Regions from separate parts of the Homo sapiens genome. Here region 2 is linked to region 1. A link is a contact called in ENCODE Hi-C or POLR2A ChIA-PET data. All regions are on one chromosome and are shown on one strand. The core of a region is the stretch at or near the end of the contact, and the rest is flanking DNA. Distances in the headings are between cores, read along the strand shown.

The links. Hi-C counts contacts between places; a loop is a spot of excess contacts on that map. ChIA-PET counts read pairs that join two places held with the same protein, here RNA polymerase II (POLR2A). Pooled maps may share reads with other maps.
Region 2: a pooled map shows a loop between it and region 1 (1.8-fold over the local background). The contact joins two enhancer-like sites. A Hi-C loop is called at or near these places in 1 of 50 pooled maps. POLR2A ChIA-PET finds 5 or more read pairs at or near these places in 5 of 52 experiments (K562, MCF 10A, activated CD4-positive, alpha-beta T cell and 1 more).

What each region holds. Positions count from the first base shown.
Region 1 is chr6:108,671,479-108,675,087 of GRCh38, forward strand. All of the region lies in intron 2 of FOXO3 (forkhead box O3), which reads left to right. Among named protein-coding and RNA genes, the nearest start is that of LINC00222, 78 kb to the right of the region's middle. RefSeq lists a silencer at 2,168-2,462. Within about 2 kb of position 1,888, at least 4 of the 41 ENCODE cell types and tissues checked have a DNase peak (open chromatin) inside an H3K27ac peak, as active enhancers do.
Region 2 is chr6:108,763,058-108,766,666 of GRCh38, forward strand. All of the region lies in intron 3 of LINC00222 (long intergenic non-protein coding RNA 222), which reads left to right. Among named protein-coding and RNA genes, the nearest start is that of LINC00222, 13 kb to the left of the region's middle. Within about 2 kb of position 1,819, at least 3 of the 41 ENCODE cell types and tissues checked have a DNase peak (open chromatin) inside an H3K27ac peak, as active enhancers do.

The sequences.
Region 1 (3,609 bases), core at 638-3,137:
TGTGTGTCCTGCAGTCAAGTCCCTCATCTCTCAGTTTCAGTTTGCTTATTTATAAAATGAGGTTAAAATTAAAACTTGCCTCACAGAGCTCCTAGAAGGACTACCTCTGATATGGGCTAATGTCTTTTGACACCTTTTTAAACATGTTATTTAATGTTTATTGTGATTTAAAACAGCTCCAGAGGTTAATAGTGGAAGCCAGAAGCAGCCACGCCAGTCTTAAACTATGGGCAGAAAGAGTGACTGTTTTCCTCAGTGAACTAGATTCCCCTGGGTTTTTCATTAAAAAGGGATCACAGTTACCTGTTGGTGTGAGAACTTTTATTTCCAGAGTCAATGTCCCTTAGAAGTTCTGCCTGCCAGTTTGGGGGTGCTCATTAAAGGGGCTGTTAAACGAAACTAATGCTACAAATGGTGTTGAGGAGAGCTGTTTGTGGTATCCAAAGTGCTCCATTAGCATCTTTAAAGGATCGCCTGAGAAGTCCCAGCTGTCTGGCTTCAGCTCTGCTTAGCATGGGTACCCATCGGTGTCCACAGGGGCTAGCAGCAAGTCCTGCTGAAGGAGATGCCCCACCCTGCTCTTTTCAGCTGCCTTAGAGCCTCAAGCCTGAGCCTCTCCTGCTGTTGGGAGGAACCTGGCAATGCCATCTTTGTCTTCCCAATGCCGGTCATCCCAAGCCACTCAGAGAGATAAAGAGCCATTGCAGTCCCTCTTAGGGCTGTCTTGGAGCAGAAAGACTGGCACATGATAGCATGGTGTTGGCAGTAGTCTGGCCTTGGGTCTCCCCAGAGCTGGTGGTTTATCGCTTATTAGTTACTGTGATACAATTTGAGGTTCAGAAAAGACAGTCACTGTACCCTTAACATCTCTTCGAATTCTAAGTTGAGTGAAAACCCAGAAAAAAAATAGGCTGTTCTTCTCTAAGCGCTTCTAAATAAGCAGCAGCCAGGCCAGGGACTAAAATACATCGCCCTGTAGAGCCACTGGACACTGGGATGCAGGTCTTTTGTGTCTTTCCTGCTCAGTAATAGATGTGGACCTTAGTTTGTAATTTTAGGTCGGCTTTGTTTTTTAATAACCTATTTTTTGCTAAAATCCATGGCATTCGTTTATTAAAGAATAGTATCACTTAGTCACGAAGTCTCAGAGGGTAATTCCAGTGTTTCTGAAGGCTAAAACTGTAATTGACAGTCTTGGTTTGATTGAAGGTTTGGATGTCAGTACGTCTCCTCTCTCTCCCTCCCTCTCCCTCTCCCTGTCTCTTCCTCTCTCATCCTCTTTCTTCTTCTTTCTCTCCGTCTCCCTTCCCTCTTCTTTTCCTGCTTTGTCTCTGATGCAAGAAGTCTGAGCCATAAGGTTGTGGGATTTTTTTGTTTCCTTTTTTTTTAAATGTGTTTCTGTTTGTGTGGAGTGTTTGACTTGATTCTTCAGGGGAAATCAGTGACTAAGAAGAGAAGGCCAGAGGTAGAAGTCCAAGAATTCTGAGGTCGAAATTTTCAGTTAATTTCCAGTAGGCCTTCATTTCTGTATATGCCACTGTAATTAATTGGGGCTTTCATTGGTCATTTGTATGTTCAAAAAAGATCAGACAGCAATACCGCCCAACGTAGTTATAAGTAATCAGAAAGTGTCTTGACTGATAGACCTGTTGGAAGGTGACCCTAATGTTTACCTGAAAATGCTGCCTGCCCACCGAGTAACAAAAGCCAAAGCACTCCCTGCCCCACTCGTCAGGTTCTACTCAGACTGCCCTGCTGGCTGGAGTGGGGTGCCCCATGGGAGGCAGCCCCAGCCGGCACTTACACCAAGGTGCAGGTGCAGGCCAAGCTGTAAGAAGAGGGCCACCGGGGCCACACACGCAGATTCCCCTCACTACCGGAATCTGCACACCTGGCCAGGGCACTCCTTTGTCTCCCTCAGTTGTGGAGCCACCCTGGAGTTCCTCTCAGTTCCTCTGTGGCACTGGTGTGATGGTTGTTACATGGCCACCATCTGTGTCACCTGTGTGTCCTGGTCATACCTTACAGGTGGTTTGGACTATTTGTAGAACTCAACTAGCTGATTCTGTGTTTTCAGTTTCAGAATCACTTGGAAAAATTAGATTGTCTCTCAGAATCCTGTGTATCTAAAGCAGGAAAAGAGCGCTTTAGAGATCCTCCCTTCAGTATTTGGTAGCTAAACCCTGAGATGGACTGGCAATTACACCTGCATTTCCACCCACCCTCCAGGGATCTAGGGCATCCCAGCCTGCACACTCCTATCATTCATCCCTGCCCCGCCCCCCACATACACACACCCCAGTAAATGCAGTGAAGAGTCATACAGGATAGGGTCACACCCAGCAAACATAAACATTGTGATATGCAGGTCATGTTTGATGACTGAACATTTCCTCCTGTACTACAATTCCCTATTGTTTTTAAAAGGTGAATCACTTTATTGACAGCAGCTTGAAACTTAGAGTAGCAAGACTCTTAATTTGGGGGCTGGTGGTAAGGATATCTATGGTGGGATGTACAGAAAGGATAGGAGAAGATAAACCTTTTATTAAATACTTGAGAATTAGTTGAATGTTAAAATCGTGCCTTGTATTGATTTCATCTGTAAGAAATAGGAGTTTTAGAAATTGAATGATTGGAAACCATCCTTTTCACATAAAGTACTGCAAATCCTAGGTCATATCCCACCAGGCAGTAGGTTCTGCCTGGACTCAGACTAACTCTTGGCAAATATGAGTAGGTCATGGAAGCAGTTGCAATGAAAGGATGCTGAGTGTTTGAGTTGGCAAAGAGGAAGAGAGGGTTCTTCCAGGAGGATGGTTCTTTGATTGATTCAGCCAACATTTATAGTGCATCCATTTAGTACTTTCAACTTACCAGGTTCCTTGGGACATCAAGAAAACTGTTGTTTCTTTCACTGGAATATGTGCTGCACGAGGGAAGATACCAGACAGTGCTCTTAAAGTAGTAGGTGCTCCATAAGTGTTTGATTTGATTTGAAGACTTTGCTTAGCTTTCAAGGAGTTCAACATGTTAGGAGCTCAAAGTCCCTGAAAAAGTTGCCATTTCAGGCACATTATGATTAGATACTAGGTGAGTGACTTAAGAATTGAGTCAAGGATAGCGTAGGGAAGGTGGGGCTGCAGGAGCCATCTGAACATGTAGGTGATTTGCTGGGTGGTAAGAAGAGCCGTCCAGGCAAAGTGTCTTTGAACCTGACCCATCGGACAAGCGGAGGGTTTGTTCCCAGAAGCAGTAGTGGGCCTTAAAGCATGGATGAGGACAGTGGAACCTGATCCCACAGGCCTTTACCAGCTAAGGGTTTTGGATATTATAATAAAGTTAAATAACCATGAATTCAGAGAGGATCCAGACACCCTTTAAAGGCTTTTTGCCTAAAAACTGGGCCTTTAAAAAGAACATAATCTAAAAGTGTACATACTATTATACGTGGTTTGCAAATCTGAGAATCTTAAGAAAATACTAAATCTCTGCAACTTTGCTATTGACAGTAAATCAATACCTGTCATATTTCTGCCACATTAGTATTCATAGTCGACTCTGGATATGTGAAAAATATTGGTTAACATAATCCCTGCCTCAACATAA
Region 2 (3,609 bases), core at 569-3,068, 92 kb after region 1:
CAATGGTTACTTTTTGAGAAATTTTCTTTATATATTCTCTAGGTTGTTTTTTTAAGAAAAAATTATTTAACTCACTTTAGTATCCTTTGCTAAGTCCTCTTTGTGTAAGATTGCCCCAGGACTTAGTCCTTGGATCTCTTCTCTCTCAGTACTCACTCCTTTGTTAATATCAATCTCATTCTTGGCTTTGAATATCTTCTCTACAGTGATGATTTCCAAGCTTACATCTCTAGCCTGAACCTAAGACTTGCTTGATCCACAGGCTACTAGACATCTCCCCTTGGTGTCTAATAGCTACCTCAAACTTAACGTATCCCAAACCATACCCAAAACCATATCCTGATGCCTTTCACCCTACTTCACCCATAACCTTCCTCTTCCCAGTAAATGTTAACTCTCTCCTTCCAATTGCTTCAGCAAAAGAAACTGTGGACTAATCCTTGAGTCTCGCTCATTTCTCATATCCTGTTATTAGATTCTGCAGGTCTTACCCTAACAACATCCAGACTCTCAGCTCATTCTTACGCTGCTGTCGTGGTCTGAGCCACCGCCACCGTCTCCTCCTTGGGTTGTTCTGCTCTCCTCCTCACGGTCTCGCTGTTCACATTCTTTTCTGCCTTCTTTATAGTCTTAATTGAGCACCCTGCATGAGCTTCATACACAAAAATCAAATTGTCTCACTTTTCTGTTTCAACCCTCCCCCTCCGCCAGTATTTTCTCAGATCACTTGGAATTAAAAGTGCTGAAGGTGGCTCACAGGCTCCCTGTTGCCCCTCTGCCTTCATCTCTCTGGACTCTCCTTGGCTCAATCCATTCCTGTAACACCCTCTTCTTTGCTGTTTGAATCCCGCTCTTGCCTGGAATATGCTGGCCCAGAAAATCATCACTTGCTCCCTCACTGCCTTCAAAGCTTTGGTCAAATTTACCTTAACAGAGGGGCCTTCCCTGATGTCAGCTCGTGCTCTACACTCCCTGTGCCTCTTAGCACTTATCACTACCTAGACAGTTACTTTATTGTTTGTCTACTGGCACCAGAATGTAAGGTAGGCAGGGACTTTGTCTTGTTTATTCTGTGTCTCCAGAACACAGAACAGTGTTGGGTACACAGTAGGTGCTCAATAAACATTTGTAGAATGAATGAAAGAACAAACAGCTGAAAGGGCCAGCTACAGCCTCCTTGGCTTAGGTGAAGAAGCAAGTTTTTCCCGTTGCATTTTGCACGTGTGCTTCATTCTAGTGGATCCAGAGTCCGTCCTTCCTCTCCTTGTGAATTTTGTCTCAAGGATCTTGTTTGCCTCTTGTGTGACCTCTTTTGGACTGTCCTGGGCGATTCACCCATCTTCTCAAAGAATTGGCCTCGCAGATACCTGGTGACATCGTACGTGACTCTCTACCACAGGTTCTTGTTCATGAGGCTCCAGAACTCCGTTTTACACCATGGGGAGGGCTGATCCTCCACCTGCTGAGGTCTGACCAGGGTCACCAAGGGCAGCACCGGGTTCTCCTTTTGCAAAAGTGCAGAAAAGCAATCATGAAACCATCAGAGGAGAGGATGGAGGTGTGGAGGCCTGCCCAGTCATAGGATTCTGGAGGAGGGATGAGTGCGCTGGGCAGGCTGCTGAGGAGGTGCTGCTTCCTGGTGCCCCCTCCTTTCCAGCACTGTCTCTGGGAAAGGTTGTTGGAACCAGAAAACACACAGCCTTGGTTGATGAAAAGCCTGTTTATTCCTAGTACACTGGACACTTTGTTCAGGAATAGTTCATCCATTTGAAAATATTGCCCTTGTAATGGTGCCAAGGTCATTGCCTGCTGGGGTTATCAGCACTGTGTGTGCCAGCTCTGACTGGGTGTTTTAATAGGTGGATCATTTCCCTGCCAGAGGGACTAAAGAACGTTGAATGGTTAATTTGTATTCAGTGCTATCCCTGCATACAGTCTTCATATTAAGTTTTTGTTGGGACTTTAAGAAAAAAAAAGAGAAATGAATAAATAGGTTAGGATGCAATGAACTGCTTTAAAAAGGAATTTTAAGTGGTACTGACTCATTTTAGAGTTCTCCATACCCATCTGATAATAATAGTATACCTACCTTTGCAAAGTACTGGGGAGTTTGCCAACAACAACAACAACAACAACAAACCCTTGTATTCATTGTCTCCTTTGATGCTCAAATCAATCCTGTAAGGTAGGGTGGTGTGGTCCCCTATTTTAGGTGAGAAAACTGAGGCTCAGGGAAATTAAATGGCTTTTGTCAAACAAGGTCAAAGAATTAACACAGTGGAACCAGCATTGTGACCCACGTCTCTTCATGCCCAGGTTTGACCGTGTCCAGCCCATCATGGTGAGCTGGGCAGGTGTAGAGGGGAAGGATCTAGCTGGGTTTGGACAGAGATGCTTGAAGTGTCGAGGTGAATGTGAGTGAAGAATAATTTTGTTACTAGCTATAGCCCTCTGTCAGCCAACACATGGTAATAAATACAGTTGCTCACCTTGAAAATGGTGTGAAGCCCCTACCTGCCGAGTGGATGATGAGTATCCACTCAAGTGTGGCCAGGCCTGGGGAGGCAAACATCCCAGGCAGCAGCCTGTGGCACTGTGGGAAAATCTCTACTCTGGTTTTTAAGAGATCAGAGTTCTAGTGCCAGCTCCACAGTACATAGGTCCATTGTGTGACTTTGAGCAAACAAGGTCTATAATCTGTAAAAACAGATTTGATCACATCTGTTCATCCCCCTGGTATACACAGCCAAGTTTTATTGCAATGTACCAGTGGCTGGAATAAAGAAATAAAAAGCTCGCCCATCAAGTTTGTGAATGCCATGAAGCTAGAGTGTAGCTAATAATGACAAATGACAGATAAGTTTTCTTGAAGACCTTGAGACTTGTAGGAACATTTAGATGAAACGTCTAAGGTAAATGCACAGAATTGTATTTAGGTTTAACAAAAATTGCACCAGTGACAGCATTTGTTCTTGATGCACATCTTGTTTACTTGTTGAAAGGATTTGTTGAAAGGGAATACACAGGTTTGGGCTCGAGAAGATTTAAGAGTTTTAATTGACTCAAATCTCAATATGAATGGGGATTGACAAAGAAGTTAGCACAACCATGGGCACTCCCAACACAAGTGTAGAATCTAGGACAAGGAACCACATTGGGCTTGCATGCACGGCCAGGAGAGCATTGGGTTCTGTAAGCATGTGCTTAATAAGGTTATTGACAAACTGGAACTAGCGTAAATGGTTGGGAAATCATGGTCTATGTCAGGGGTTTTAAGGCCTGTAAGGAGAACACTTAGTGGGCTGACATGATGGTGGTTTGCACAGAAATAAATGGCAAGGAGGATGAGGAAGTGCATAATCCATGTGGGTATCTGCAGGGCCAAAGCTAATCCAGCAAATGAAACTAAAGGGAGGCAGAGTTTACCTGTAAAAATGGAAGCAGGAGGCCTTGCCAGGTGGTGAGCTTCTTGTCAGATGTGCAGGCAGTGGCAGCCTGACCTCCTTGTGGGGACTGGCGCGGAGGTTCCAGCACCATGTGGGATTGGAGCTAAGGAAGGGCTCTTGACTGACAGCAGCAATCTAGGAAATGGGACAATGAGTGAGATGA